2 separate regions of the Homo sapiens genome follow, and region 2 is linked to region 1. The links are chromatin contacts, found by Hi-C or POLR2A ChIA-PET in ENCODE. All regions are on one chromosome and are shown on one strand. The core of a region is the stretch at or near the end of the contact, and the rest is flanking DNA. Distances in the headings are between cores, read along the strand shown.

Region 1 (6,658 bases), core at 4,141-6,640:
CGGGTATGGTGGGGGGCACCAAATAATCCCACCTACTTGGAGGCCGAGGCAGGAGAACCACTTGAACCTGAGACACAGTGGTTGCAGTGAGCCACTGCACTCCAGCCTGGGTAACAGAATGAGACTCCATCCCAAAAAAGAAAAAAAGAAAATTAAGAAAAAAAAAATGTCATTAACATTCCAGTACTGGCCGGGCCTGGTGGCTCATGCCTGTAATCCCATCACTTTGGAAGGCCGAGGTATAGATATAAGGATCACCTGAGGTCAGGAGTTCGAGACCAGCCTGGTCAACATGGTGACACCTTGTCTCTACTAAAAATACAAAAATTAGCCAGGCGTGGTGGTGGGCACCTGTAATCCCAGTTACTCTGGGGGCTGAGGCAGGAGAATCGCTGGAGCCTGGGAGGCACAGGTTGCGGTGAGACGAGATCACACCATTGTACTCCAGTGTGGGTGAAAGAGTGAGACCCTACATCAAAAAAAAAAAAAAAAAAAAAAAAAAAAAAAGGCCAGGCGCAGTGGCTCATGCCTGCAATCCCAGCACTTTCAGAGGCCGAGGCGGGCAGATCACAAGGTCAGGAGATTGAGACCATCCTGGCTAACACGGTGAAACCCTGTCTTTTCTAAAAATACAAAAAATTAGCCAGGCGTGGTGGCAGGCGCCTGTAGTCCCAGCTACTCAGGAGGCTGAGGCAGGAGAATGGCGTGAACCCAGGAGGTGGAGCTTGCAGTAAACCAAGATTGCACCACTGTACTCCAGCCTGGGTGACAGAGCGAGACTCCATCTCAAAAAAAAAAAAAAAAAAGGAAAACCAGATTTGGCACCCCAAAAGAACAGCTTTTCTTCCAAGTGAGGCCTCTTGGCAGTAATTCCCACGCCTGCTGGCTGACTCACTGCCACCTGGTGCCTTCCTAATTCCATTCTGTCACGTGGAACACGAAACTAATCTCAGAAGGTCCCACGATGTGAGTCCATGACAAGCACCTCCGCGTCCCCTCGCTTTGGAAATAGCCCAGAAATACAGAAGCCATATATATTTTTCTTTTTTCTATTTGAGACACAATCTCACTCTGTCGCCCAGGCTGGAGTGCCATGGTGCGATCTCGGCTCACTGCAACCTCTGCCTCCTGGGTTCAAGTGATTCTTATGTTTCAGCCTCCCGAGTAGCTGGGACTACAGGCACGCTGCCACCATGCCAGCTAATTTCTGTATTTTTAGCAGAGACGGGATTTCACCATGTTGGCCAGGCTGGTCTCGAACTCCTAACCTCGGGTGATCTGCCCACCTCAGCCTCCCAAAGTTCTAGGATTACAGGCTTGAGCCCCCACACCTGGCCCAGAATCCATGTTCTTAATCAGATGAAATCAGTCTCTTAAATTTCCCAGGGCGACCCGATCAGCAGTCAATTCTCAGTTAACTGGGGCTGATTCTTTTCGTTTGAAGATTTCTCACATCTCTCAGCTGGCACCTGAAACTGATCACAAGGACCTAGGCAGAGTTCAGTGGTGGATAGCTGGGTGGCCTGGAGTATTGCTGTTTATGACTTTTTAAAAAATTCTGCAGGCTGGGTGCAGTGGCTCACACCTGTAATCCCAGCACTTTGGGAGGGCAAGGCAGGTGGATCACCTGAGGTCAGGAGTCTGAGACCAGCCTGACCAACATGGTGAAACCCCATCTCTACTAATAATACAAAAATTATCTCGGTGTGGTGGCACGTGTCTGTAATCCCAGCTACTCAGGAGGCTGAGGCAGGAGAATCGCTTGAACCTGGGAGGTGGAGGGTGCAGTGAGCCAAGATCTCGACACTGCACTCCAGCCTGGGCGACAGAGTGAGACTCTGTCTCAAAAAACAAGAAACAAACAAACAAAAAAATTGTGGTAAAGCTGGGCATGGTGGCTCACGCCTATAAAATCCCAGCACTTTGGGAGGCCAAGGCAGGCGGATCACCTGAGGTCAGGAGTTCGAGACCAGCCTGGCCAACATGGTGAAACCTTGTCTCTTCTAAAAATACAAAAAAAAAAAAAAAAAAGCTCTGTCATTGTGGCATGCACCTGTAATCCCAGCTACTCGGGAGGCTGAGGCAGGAGAGTAGCTTGAACCCGGGAGGTGGAGGTTGCAGTGAGCTGAGATTGCGCCACTGCACTCCAGCCTGGGCGACAGGGCAAGACTCCGTCTCACAAAAACAAAAAAAAAAAAAAAAAGAAGAAGGCCGGGCGCAGTGGTTCAGGCCTGTAATCCCAGCACTTTGGGAGGCAGAGGCGGGCAGATCACGAGGTCAGGAGATCGAGACCATCCTCGCTAATATGGTGAAACCCCGTCTCTACTAAAAAAAAAAAATACAAAAAGATTACCCGGGTGTGTGGTGGGCGCCTCTAGTCCCAGGTACTCAGGAGGCTGAGGCAGGAGAATGGCGTGAACCCGGGAGGCAGAGCTTGCAGTGAGCCAAGATCGCGCCACTGCACTCCATCCTGGGCGACAGAGTGAGACTCCATCTCAGGAAAAAAAAAAAAAAAAAGGCTGGGTACGGTGGCTCATGTCTGTAATCCTAGCACTTTGGGAGGCCAAGGCAGGAGGACCACTTGAGCCCAGGTGTTTGAGACCAGCCTGGGCAACATAGCAAGATGTATCTCTAAAAAAAAAAGTTCAAAAATTAGCTGGGTGTGCTGGCACCAACCTGTAGTGGGAGGCTGAAGTAGGAGGATCACCTGACCCCTGGGAGGTTGAGGCTTCAGTGAGCCATGATCACACCATGACATTCCAGCTTGGGCAACAGAGTGAGAACCTGTGCCAAAAAAAAAAAAAAAAAAAAAGAGAAAAAAATTGTGGTAAAATACACATTACATAAAATTTCCCTTTTCTTTGAGACAGGGTCACACTCCATTGTCCAGGCTGGAGTGCAGTGGCACAACCTTGGCTTGCTGCAACCTCTGCCACCCATGTTCAAGTGATTCTGGTGCCTCAGCTTCCCGAGTAGCTGGGACTACAGGCATGTACCACCACACCTGGCTAATTTTTGATTTTTTTTTTTTTTGGTAGTGATGGAGTATTTTTGGTAGAGACAGGTTCTTTTGGGTATTTTTGGTAGAGATGGGGTTTTACTATGTTGGCCAGCCTAGCCTCAAGTGATCTGCTCACCTCGGCCTACCAAAGTGCTGGGATTACAGGGGTGAGCCATCGTGGCCAGACCAATTTTTTATTTTTAGTTGAAAAAAGGTCTTCCTCTGTTGCCCAGGCTGGTCTTGAACTCCTGGGCTCAAGTGATCCCCCCACCCGGGCCTCCCAAAGTGCTGAGATTACAGATATGAGCCACCATGCCTAGCCTTATTTTATTTTTAACAGTAGCTCTCCTAATGGTGTGAGGTGGCTGCCACTTCTGAATTTTTTTTTTTTTTTTTGAGACAGAGTCTCGCTCTGTTGCCCAGGCTGGAGTGCAGTGGCACGATCTCAGCTCACTGCAGTTTCTGCCTCCTGGGTTCAAGCAATTCTCATGCCTCAGCCTCCCAAGTAGCTATAACCACATCTGGCTAATTTTTGAATTTCTAGTAGAGATGGGTTTTCACCATTTTGGCCAGGCTGGTCTCAAACTCCTTGCCTCAAGTCATCTGCCCCCGTAGGCTTCCTAAAGTTGTCACTTATGATTTTTTTTTTGAGACGGAGTCTCGCTCTGTCGCCAGGCTGGAGTGCAGTGGCGCGATCTTGGCTCACTGCAAGCTCAGCCTCCGCCTCTGCCTCAGCCTCCCAAATAGCTGGAACTACAGGCCCAAGCCACCACACCCAGCTAATTTTTGTATTTTTAGTAGAGATGGAGTTTCAGCATGTTGGCCAGAATAGTCTCGATCTCTTGACCTTGTGATCCATCTGCCTCGGCCTCCCAAAGTGCTGGGATTACAAGCATGAGCCACCGTGCCCAGCCTTTTCTTTTTTTTTTTTTGAGACGGAGTCTCTTTCTGTCGCCCAGGCTGGAGTGCAGTGGCACAATCTTGGCTCACTGCAAGCTCCGCCTCCCGGGTTCAGGCCATTCTCCTGCTTCAGCCTCCCCAGTAGCTGAGACTACAGGCGCCCGCCACCATGCCTGGCTAATTTTTTGTATTTTTAGTAGAGACGGGGTTTCACTGTGTTAGCCAGGATGGTCTCGATCTCCTGACCTCGTGATCCGCCCGCCTCTGCCTCCCAAAGTTCTGGCATTACAGGCGTGAACCACTGCGCCCGGCTAGCCTTTTTCTTTTTTAATTGAGATGGAGTTTAGCTCTTGTTGCCTAGGCTGGAGTGCAATGGCGCAATCTAGGCTCACTGCAACCTCTGCCTCCTGGGTTCAAGCAATTCTCCTGCCTCAGCCTCCTGAGTAGCTGGGATTACAGGCATCTGCCACCATGCCCAGCTAATTTATTTATTTTTAGTAAAGACGGGGTTTCTTCATGTTGGTCAGGCTGGTCTCAAGCTCCCGACCTCACGTGAGCCACCCGCCTTGGCTTCCCAAAGTGCTGGGATTACACACTTGAGCCACCGCGCGCCTGGCCGATTTTTTTTTTTTTTTTTTTGAGATGGAGTCCCATTTTGTCGCCCAGGCTGGAGTGCAATGGCACGACCTCGGCTCACTGCAACCTCTACTTCCCAGGTTCAAGCGATCCTCTTTCCTCAGCCTCCAGAATAGCTAGACTACAGGTGTGTGCCACCACATCTGGCTAATTTTTGTATTTTTTTTTTAGTAGAGGCGGGGTTTCACCATATTGGCCAGGCTGGTCTCACACTCCTGATCTTGTGATCTGTGTGCCTTGGCCTCCCAAAGTGCTGGGACTAGAGGCGTGAGCCACTGCACCCGGCCTACACTTACGATTTTTAAGAGGCTGTTGCTGTCTTCTGTTTTCAGAGAAGTGCATTTCAAGTTTACAAAATTGCCTAGCATGGTGGCTCATACCTTTAATCCCAGCACTTTGGGAGGCTGAGGTGAGAGGATTGCTTGAGCTCAGGAGATCAAGACCAGCCTGGGCAACATGGTGAAACTTCATCTCTACAAAAAATAAAAAAAATTAACCAGGTGTGGAGGTGCGCACCAGTAGCCCCAGCTACTCAGGAGGCTGAGGCGAGAGGATGGCTTGAGCTCTGGAGGTTGATGCTACAGTGAACCATGATTGTGCTACTGCACTCCAGCCTGGGTGTGACCAAGTGAGACCTTGCCTCAAAAAGTAACTAACTACCTACCTAATTAAATGTTTACAAAGTCACTAGAAGAATTTGTGTGCAGCCCCAGGGAAAAGTAATAGCTGGATAAGCCCAGAACAGCAAAATGCTTTTTCTGAGAGAAGCAGACCTGCTGAGGCCCAGACTCACTCTTCTCAGACTGAGAGCACATCTGCAGGTGATGTTTGGGAAACCCCGGCTTGGCTTGCCTTGGGACACTTCCAGTAGCTCCAGTTCAGGGTTGGAAAACCTGTTCTGCCACTGTCTTGTGGATGCCACTCCCAGGTTTATATATTTATTTATTTTTTGATGGACTTTCACTCAGTCACCCAGGCAGGAGCGGAGTGGCATAATCTCAGTCACTGCAACCTCCGCCTCCCAGGCTGGAGAGATTCTCCTGTCTCAGCCTCCCGAGTAAAACTGGGACCACAGGTGCCCGCCGCCAAGACTTGCTAATTTCTGTGTTTTTAGTAGAGACAGGGTTTTCCCATGTTGGCCAGGCTGGTTTCAAACTCCTGGCCTCAAGTGATCTGCCCGCCTCAGCCTCCCAAAGTGCTAGGATTACAGGAATGAGCCACCACGCCCAGCGCAATCTTAGGTGGATTTTCTCCATTTTACTTGTACTCGTGTGTGTGTGTGTGTGTGTGTGTGCGCGCGCGCGCGCGTGTGTAGTAAATTGTATACAATTTGCTTCCTATGTAGGTTTGCATATTCACGCCCACATTCAAAATACTGATCATGGCTGAGGCGAGTGGGTCACTTGAGGTCAGGAGTTTGAGATCCACCAGGCCAACATGGTAAAACTCAATCCCTACTAGAAATACAAAAATTAGCCGGGCGTGGTGGTGGGCTCCTGCAATCTCGGCTATTTGGGAGGCTGAGGCAGGAGAATTGCTTGAACCCAGGAGGTGGAGGTTGCAGTGAGCCAAGATTGCACCACTATACTCCAGCCTGGGAGACACAGCGAGACTCCATCTCAAAACAAATCAAATCAAAACAAAACAAAACAAAAAAATTTAATCAGATAGTATGTAACATTTTTGAGATTGGCTTCCCCTCCCCGGTTCCCGCCCAAAGCATAATTCCCTAGAGATTCATTCATCTCGCCTGGGTGCCGTGGTTCACGCCTGTAATCCCAGCACTTTGGGAGGCCGAGGCGGGCAGATCACGAGGTCAGGAGATTGAGACCATCCTGGCTAACACGGTGAAACCCCGTCTCTACTAAAAATACAAAAAATTAGCCAGGCGTGGTGGCAGGTGCCTGTAGTCCCAGCTACTCAGGAGGCTGAGGCAGGAGAATGGCGTGAACACAGGAGACAGAGCTTGCAGTGAGCCGAGATCCCGCTGCTGCACTCCAGCCTGGGCGACAGAGCAAGACTCCGTCTCAAATAAAAAAAAAAAAAAAGAGAGATTCATTCATCTCATCTGTTGTGCATCTCAATAGTTTATTCCTTTTTATTTATTTTTTTGAGACTGGG
Region 2 (7,015 bases), core at 4,023-6,522, 370 kb after region 1:
TCATACAACTTTCCTGTTTTGTAAATTATTCTTGGTGTGTGTGTGTGTGTGTGTGTGTGTGTGTGGTTTTTTTTTTTTTTTCCTTTTGAGAGAGTCTTGCTGTGTTGCCAGGCTGGAGTGCAATGGCACGATCTCAGCTCACTGCAACCTCCACCTCCGGGGTTCAAGTGAGTCTTCTGCCTCAGTCTCCCGAGTAGCTGGGATTACAGGCACTCGCTACCATGCCCAGCTAATTTTTTGTATGTTTAGTAGAGATGGGGTTTCACCATGTTGGCCAGGCTGGTCTTGAACTCCTGAGTTCAGGTGATCCACCTGCCTCGGCCTCCCAATGTGTTGGGATTACAGGTGTAAGCCACTGCACCCAGCCAGTTTTGTAAATTATTCTGTGAAAAATCTAGAACTTTCACAAAAGCCAAGAACATCCATCCAGAGAAACATACACATCACCCAGGTTCAACAATGCAAAGATTGACATATTTGCTTTATCAATCCCCTTTTTACCCTTGATAAAGTATTTTTTCTTTTTTAAATTGACAAGTCATAATTATATATATTTATAGGGTACAATGTGATGTTTTGATATATGCATACAATGTGGAATGATTAAATCAAGCTAATGAACATATCTATAGGCTCACTTATCATTTTTTTGTGGTGATACATCTGTGATCCCAGCACTTTGGGAGACTGAGGTAGGAGGATCGCTTGAGCCCAGGAGTTTGAGACCAGCCTGGGCAACATAGCAAGACCCCCCCCGCCTTTTTTTTTTTTTTTTAAGATGGAGTCTTGTTCTGTCACCCAGGCTGGAGTGCAGTGGTGTGATCTCGGCTTATTGCAACCTTCCCACATTCTGGGTTCAAGCAATTCTCCTGCTCAGGCTCCCATGTAGCTGGGATTACAGGCGCCTGCCACCACGCCTGGCTAATTTTTTGTATTGTTAGTAGACATGGAGTTTCACCAGGCTGGTCTCAAACTCCTGCCCTCAAGTGATCCGCCTGCCTCGGCCTCCCAAAGCGCTGGGATTACAGGTGTGAGCCACTGTGCCTGGCCTGACTCCATCTCTACAAGACAACAACATCAACAAAACCCTCCAAAAAACAAACCTCAGACAATGTCATTTCTTCCCTTTATATTTCAGTACACATCTCTAACGATATGTTCATTTGCGTTCACAACCATAACACCGTTATCACATCTAGGATAATTAACATTGCTTGTTTGGCATCCCTTAATACCTAGGCCATTGTTGAGTCTTCCTAATTGGCTCAAAACTTTTTTAAAGGGACAGGGCCTCACTCTATCACCCATGCTGGAGTGCAGAGATGTGATTGTTGCTCAGGGTAACCTCTAACTCCTGGGCTCAAGGGAGTCTCCCATGTCAACTTTCTAAGTACATGGGACTACAGGCATGCGCCACCACACCCAGCTAATTTTTTTTCTTTTTTCTTTTTTCTTTTTTGAGACGGAGTTTCGCTCTTGTTGTCCAGGCTGGAGTGCAATGGCACGATCTTGGCTCACTGCAACCTCAGCCTTCCGGGTTCAAGTGACTCTCCTGCCTCAGCCTCCTGCCTAGCTGGGATTACAGGCATGTGCCACCATGCCTGGCTAATATTTGTATTTTTAGTAGAGACGGGGTTTCATCATGTTGGCCAGGATTGTCTCGAACTCCTGACCTCAGGAGAATTGCTTGAACCCAGGAGGTGGAGGTTGCAGTGAGCTGAGATCATGTCATTGCACTCCAGCCTGGGCGACAGAGCAATACACTGTCTCAAAAAAAAAAAAAAGTGTGAAATGCTTGGGGAGTGCCAGATGTTCTGGGCTTACTGCTTTCTTTGTGGTTTTGGTTATTTACCCTGTTCCTCTTGTCCACATATTTCCTGAAAAGCATGAGTTACCAGCCCTGGCTGTAGATTAGAATCACCTGGAAGCTTTAACAAACTACCTAAACCTGAACCACAGATCCTGATCTTTTATTATTATTATTATTTTTTTGAGACAGAGTCTCGCTCTGTCCCCCAGGCTGGAGTGCAGTGGCGCGATCTCGGCTCACTGCGAGCTCCGCCTCCTGGGTTCACACCATTCTCCTGCCTCAGCCTCCCGAGTAGCTGGGACTACAGGCACCCGCTACCATGCCCGGCTAATTTTTTGTATTTTTATAGAGATGGGGTTTCACCGTGTTAGCCAGGATGGTCTCGATCTTCTGACCTCGTGATCCGCCCCCCTAGGCCTCCCAAAGTGCTGGGATTACAGGTGTGAGCCACCACACCCAGCCTAATTTTTTGTATTTTTAGTAGAGACGGGGTTTCACTTTGTTAGCCAGGATGGTCTGGATCTCCTGACCTCGTGATCTGCCCGCCTCAGCCTCCCAAAGTGCTGCAATTACAGGCGTGAGCCACTGCGCCCGGCCAGATCCTGATCTTCTAATTTAATTGAACTGGGCTGTGACGTGGGTCTGGGGATGATCCTAGTGGTTTTTAAGATATAGTCATGGTCACAGCTGAGCATCAATGAACTCAGGGGTTCATTCAATGACCATAGCATCCTGAACCAATTCTTTCAGAAGAGGTTGCAAAATGGTGGTTTATCTAATTCCTTTTCTTTTTCTTTTTTTTTTGAGACAGTCTTGCTCTGTCGCCCAAGCTGGAGTGCAGTGGCACGATCTCAGCTCACTGCAACCTCTGCCTCCTGGTTTCAAGCGATTCTTCTGCCTCAGCCTCCTGAATAGTTGGAGTTACAGGTGCCCGCCACCACACACGGCTAATTTTTGTATTTTTAGTAGAGACGGGGTTTTGCCATGTTGGCCAGGCTGGTCTGGAACTCCTGACCTCAAGTGATCCTCCCACCTCAGCCTCCCAAAGTGCTGGGATTACAGGCGTAAGCCACTGCCCCCAGCCAGAAATAAACTTTTTTACCCACACTTCTGACACCAAACATGTGGGGTTTTCCACACCAAGTAATTCTCCAATTCTCTGTGGACACCCGCTGGGTGTTCTACAATTCAGTTCTGACACCAATTACCCAGAGTTGGTGTGTGACCCCACAGATTTAAGGGCTGAGTCCCACAAAACTGAGCTTCCCTCACTTCAGAGGTATCAAGTATTGAGTTCCCAGGTTACCCATATTTCTGTCCAATGTGGCTACAAAGTCAGGGGGGGTTCTCACAAGCCCCCTCCCTTTCAGGTTTGATAATTTGCTAGAATGACTCACGGATCTCAGGCAAGTGTTTTACTTACTACTCCTGATTTATTATAAAGGAGACAACTCAGGCCAGGCGCAGTGGCTTATGCCTGTAATCCCAGCACTCTGGGAGGCCAAGGCGGGCGGATCACGAGGTAAGGAGTCTGAGACCAGCCTGGCCTATATGATGAAACCCCGTCTCTACTAAAAATGCAAAAGTTAGCCGGGCGTGGTGGCACACGCCCTGTAATCCCAGCTACTCCGGAGGCTGAGGCAGAAGAATCGCTTGAACCGGGAGGCGGAGCTTGCAGTGAGCCGAGATCGCGCCACTGCACTCCAGCCTGGGCGACAGAGCGAGACTCTGTCTCAAAACAAACAAAACAAAACAAAACAAAACAAAAAAACAAAAAAAGGAGACAACTCAGGAACAGCCAAATGGAAGTGATAAAGAGGGCAATGTGTGGGGGATGGTGTGCAGCACTTCCACACCCTTTCTTGGGGAGGGGGGCACCACCCTTCCAGCACCTCCATGTGTTCATCAACTCAGAAGCTCTCCAAACCTGTCATTTAGGTTGTATTTTGTTTTGTTTTGTTTTGTTTTTTGAGACGGAGTCTCGCTCTGTCGCCCAGGCTGGAATGCAGTGACGCGATCTTGGCTCACTGCAAGCTCCACCTCCCGGGTTCACGCCATTCTCCTGCCTCAGCCTCCCGCGTAGCTGGGACTACAGGCGCCCGCCACCACGCCCGGCTAATTTTTTTGTTGTATTTTCAGTGGAGACGGGGTCTTACCGTGTTAGCCAGGATGATCTCGATCTCTTGACCTCGTGACCTGCCCGCCTCCGCCTCCCAAGGTGCTGGGATTACAGGCCTGAGCCACTACGCCCGGCCAGGACTTTTTTTTTTTTTTTTGAGACGGAGTTTCTCTCTTGTCATCCAGGCTGGAGTGCAATGGCACGATCTCGGCACACCCCAACTTCTGCCCCACTTGTTCAAGCGATTCTCCCGCCTCAGCCTCCCGAGTAGCTGGGATTACAGGCATGTGCCACCAGGCCCAGCTATTTGTTATATTTTTAGTAGAGATGGGGTTTTGTCATGTTGGCCAGGCTGATCTCAAACTCCTGACCTCAAGTGATCCTCCTGCCTCAGCCTCCCAAAGTGCTGGAATGACAGGCATGAGCCACCACACCTGGCCAATCCTAGCACTTTGGGAGGCCAAGGCGGGAGCATGGCTGGAAGCTGGGAGTTCAAGACCAGCCTGGGCAACATAGCAAGATCCCATCTCTCAATCACTCAATCAGCTGGATGTGGTGGTGCTTGCTTGTAGTTCCAGAAACTCAGGAGGCTGAAGTGGGAGGATCCTTTGAGTCCAGGAGTTCGAGGCTGCAGTGAGCCATGATTGTGCCACTGCACTCCAGCCAGGGCCATACGGCAAGACCTTGTCTCCAAAAAAAAAAAAAAGAAAAGAAAAGAAAAAGAAAAAAGAAATGCTGGGGAGGGAGATTGCAGTACTAAATCAGGGGAGGGGGCAGTGAGAAAGTGAGATTTGCACAGTAGCCCAAAAGAGGAAGTTCAGTTAGGGGAGCTTTGTTGTATTAGTCTGTTTTCCTACTGCTGGAAAGAACTGCCCAAGACTGGGTAATTTATAAAGGAAAGAGGTTTGCCCGTGTACGGTGGTTCACGCCTGTAATCCCAGCATTTTGGGAGGCCAAGGTGGGCAGATCATGAGGTCAGGCGTTCGAGACCAGCCTGGCCAACGTGGTGAAACCCCGTCTCTACTAAAAACACAAAAATTAGCCAGGCGTAGTGGAGTGTGCCTGTAATCCCAGCTACTCGGGAGGCTGAGGCAGGAGAATTGCTTGAACCTGGGAGGCGGAGGTTGCAGTGAGCCAAGATGGCACCACTGCACTCCAGCTGGGTGGCAGAGTAGGACTGAGTCTCAAAAAAAAAAAAACAAAAAAATACCCAAAAAAACATAAGAGGTTTAATTTACTCACAGTTCAACATGGCTGGGGAGGCCTCAGGAAATTTACAATTATAACAGAAGGCAAAGGGGAAGCCAGATACCTTCTTCACAAGGTGGCAGGAAGGAGAAGAGCCGAGAGAAGGCGGAAGAATCCCTTATAAAACCATCAGATCTCGTGAGAACTCACTTGCTATCAGGAGAACAGCATGGGGGAACCGCCCCCAGGATTCAATGACCTCCACCTGGTCTCTCCCTTGACACGTGAGGATTATGGGGATTACAATTCCAGATGAGATTTGGGTGGGGACACAAAGCCAAACCATATCAACTGTGACTACCTTGGGTAAGGGCCATCCAGGCAGAGGCAGGGGGAACATTCTGGGCAAAGGCCTTGGGGCAGGGGCCTGGTATGTTCAGATAGCAGCAAGTAGGCCAGAGTGGCCGGAGGGGAGCAAGTGTGGGGAGGCCAGTGGAGAGATGAGGGTAGGGAAGGGATGGATCAGATCATGCAGGGCCCCGGGGGCCACAGGAAGGACCTCAGCATTTACTGCAAGTAAGGTGGGAGCCATCGAATGTTCTAAGCAGAGGAGGAATGCGCTGTGACTCAGGTGTTCACAGGTGCCCTCTTGCTGCTGGGGAGAGAACTGAGCTTTTTACTAGAAGTAGTTGAGGGAAATAGTGTCCTCCCTACCTTCCATATAACAGAGCTTTCCAAGGTCAAGGTGGTGGCCATGGGACCCAGTGGGAGGCAGCCCGAGGCCCGGTGAGGTTTCTGCTGTGTCTTGAAGAGCCCTTGACTGATATCTGCTTAGTTGCAAATCAAACCCCCTTTCCCAGAAACGCACTTCACTAATGGAAATAAAAGCACAACTATATTTGGGCACGACGGATTTAAGTTTTTCTTGTTGAGAAGAGTACATCTTTCCAAACTGGACATCAAGGAATTGCTACACAGAAGAACCACATCCAGGATAGAAAGGACCAGCCAGAGCTCGTTCAGTAGTGTATTTCAGAATCATCAGGGAGGAGCCGGTAGCAGAATTATCCCGTTAACACTGAGACCACATTTCACCTGTTACTTATTTTTCTAAATGGAGTAGGAGAGAAAGATGCTAAAATGTGATCTTGGGAGGAGTCCCCCAGTCCCCCGAAAAAGAAGAAGAAAAAAAAAAAGCAGAACTCCAAACCCCTGTGGTCATGGCAATTTCCCATCAAAACTGCCCATGTAAAATAAACACAAGCTGCTAAAAGTGAATGTTAAGAAGGAAGGCACTGGTTAGTGGGTGGTCCTGACCAATCCCCTGGAGCTGGAGAGGGGTTTTCCCACGGCCTTTGGTTTAATGTGTCTGTAAACTCAACAAACCTCCGTTTCCCTGAGGTAATCTGCAAAAACATCAGTTTTCAGTCCCCAGAGACCATTTCCAATTAAACCTCACCCCCCAAATCATTCAATGTAACATTTGCCTTATTTTTAGAAGAAACAAATGTTCCCATATTATTCCCAGTTTTTGAGAGAATCCTGAGGCAGCTCTCTCGGCTGCTACTTGAAGTTGAATTCTTGAAAAATCTTATGTAAACAGAAAGCTTAGGCCAGGTCAGGAGTAAAATGCAGTCAAAGCTGTTTCTCATCACACAGGTGATTACAGGTTAGCTCTGCCCTATTCAAGACAATCTGATCCATTCCTTTTTTTGACAGCAGTTTAGAGACAATTGGCCAACAAAACCAGCCTGGCCAACAAGGTGAAACCGTCGCTACTAAAAATGCAAAACTTAGATGGGCGTGGTGGCAGGTGCCTGTAGTCCCAGCTACTTAGGAGGCTGAGACAGGAGAATCGCTTGAACCCGGGAGGTGGAGGTTGCAGTGAGCTGAGATCA

Evidence for each region. Hi-C counts contacts between places; a loop is a spot of excess contacts on that map. ChIA-PET counts read pairs that join two places held with the same protein, here RNA polymerase II (POLR2A). Pooled maps may share reads with other maps.
Region 2: a loop to region 1 is called in a map with no recorded cell type, with 9 times the contacts of the local background. The contact joins the promoter of TSPAN16-AS1 here to the enhancer-like site in region 1. A Hi-C loop is called at or near these places in 1 of 37 single-sample maps with no recorded cell type and 2 of 50 pooled maps. POLR2A ChIA-PET finds 5 or more read pairs at or near these places in 2 of 52 experiments (AG04450 and naive thymus-derived CD8-positive, alpha-beta T cell).

The regions. Positions count from the first base shown.
Region 1 is chr19:10,947,566-10,954,223 of GRCh38, forward strand. No RefSeq gene overlaps it. Among named protein-coding and RNA genes, the nearest start is that of SMARCA4, 10 kb to the right of the region's middle. Within about 2 kb of position 5,391, at least 4 of the 41 ENCODE cell types and tissues checked have a DNase peak (open chromatin) inside an H3K27ac peak, as active enhancers do.
Region 2 is chr19:11,316,053-11,323,067 of GRCh38, forward strand. TSPAN16-AS1 (TSPAN16 antisense RNA 1) reads right to left here and starts at 5,273. Exons shown (of 3, transcript NR_187778.1): 1 at 5,172-5,273. It overlaps RAB3D (RAB3D, member RAS oncogene family), which reads right to left. Exons shown (of 5, transcript NM_004283.4): 5 at 6,016-7,015. It also overlaps a transcript of TSPAN16 not described here.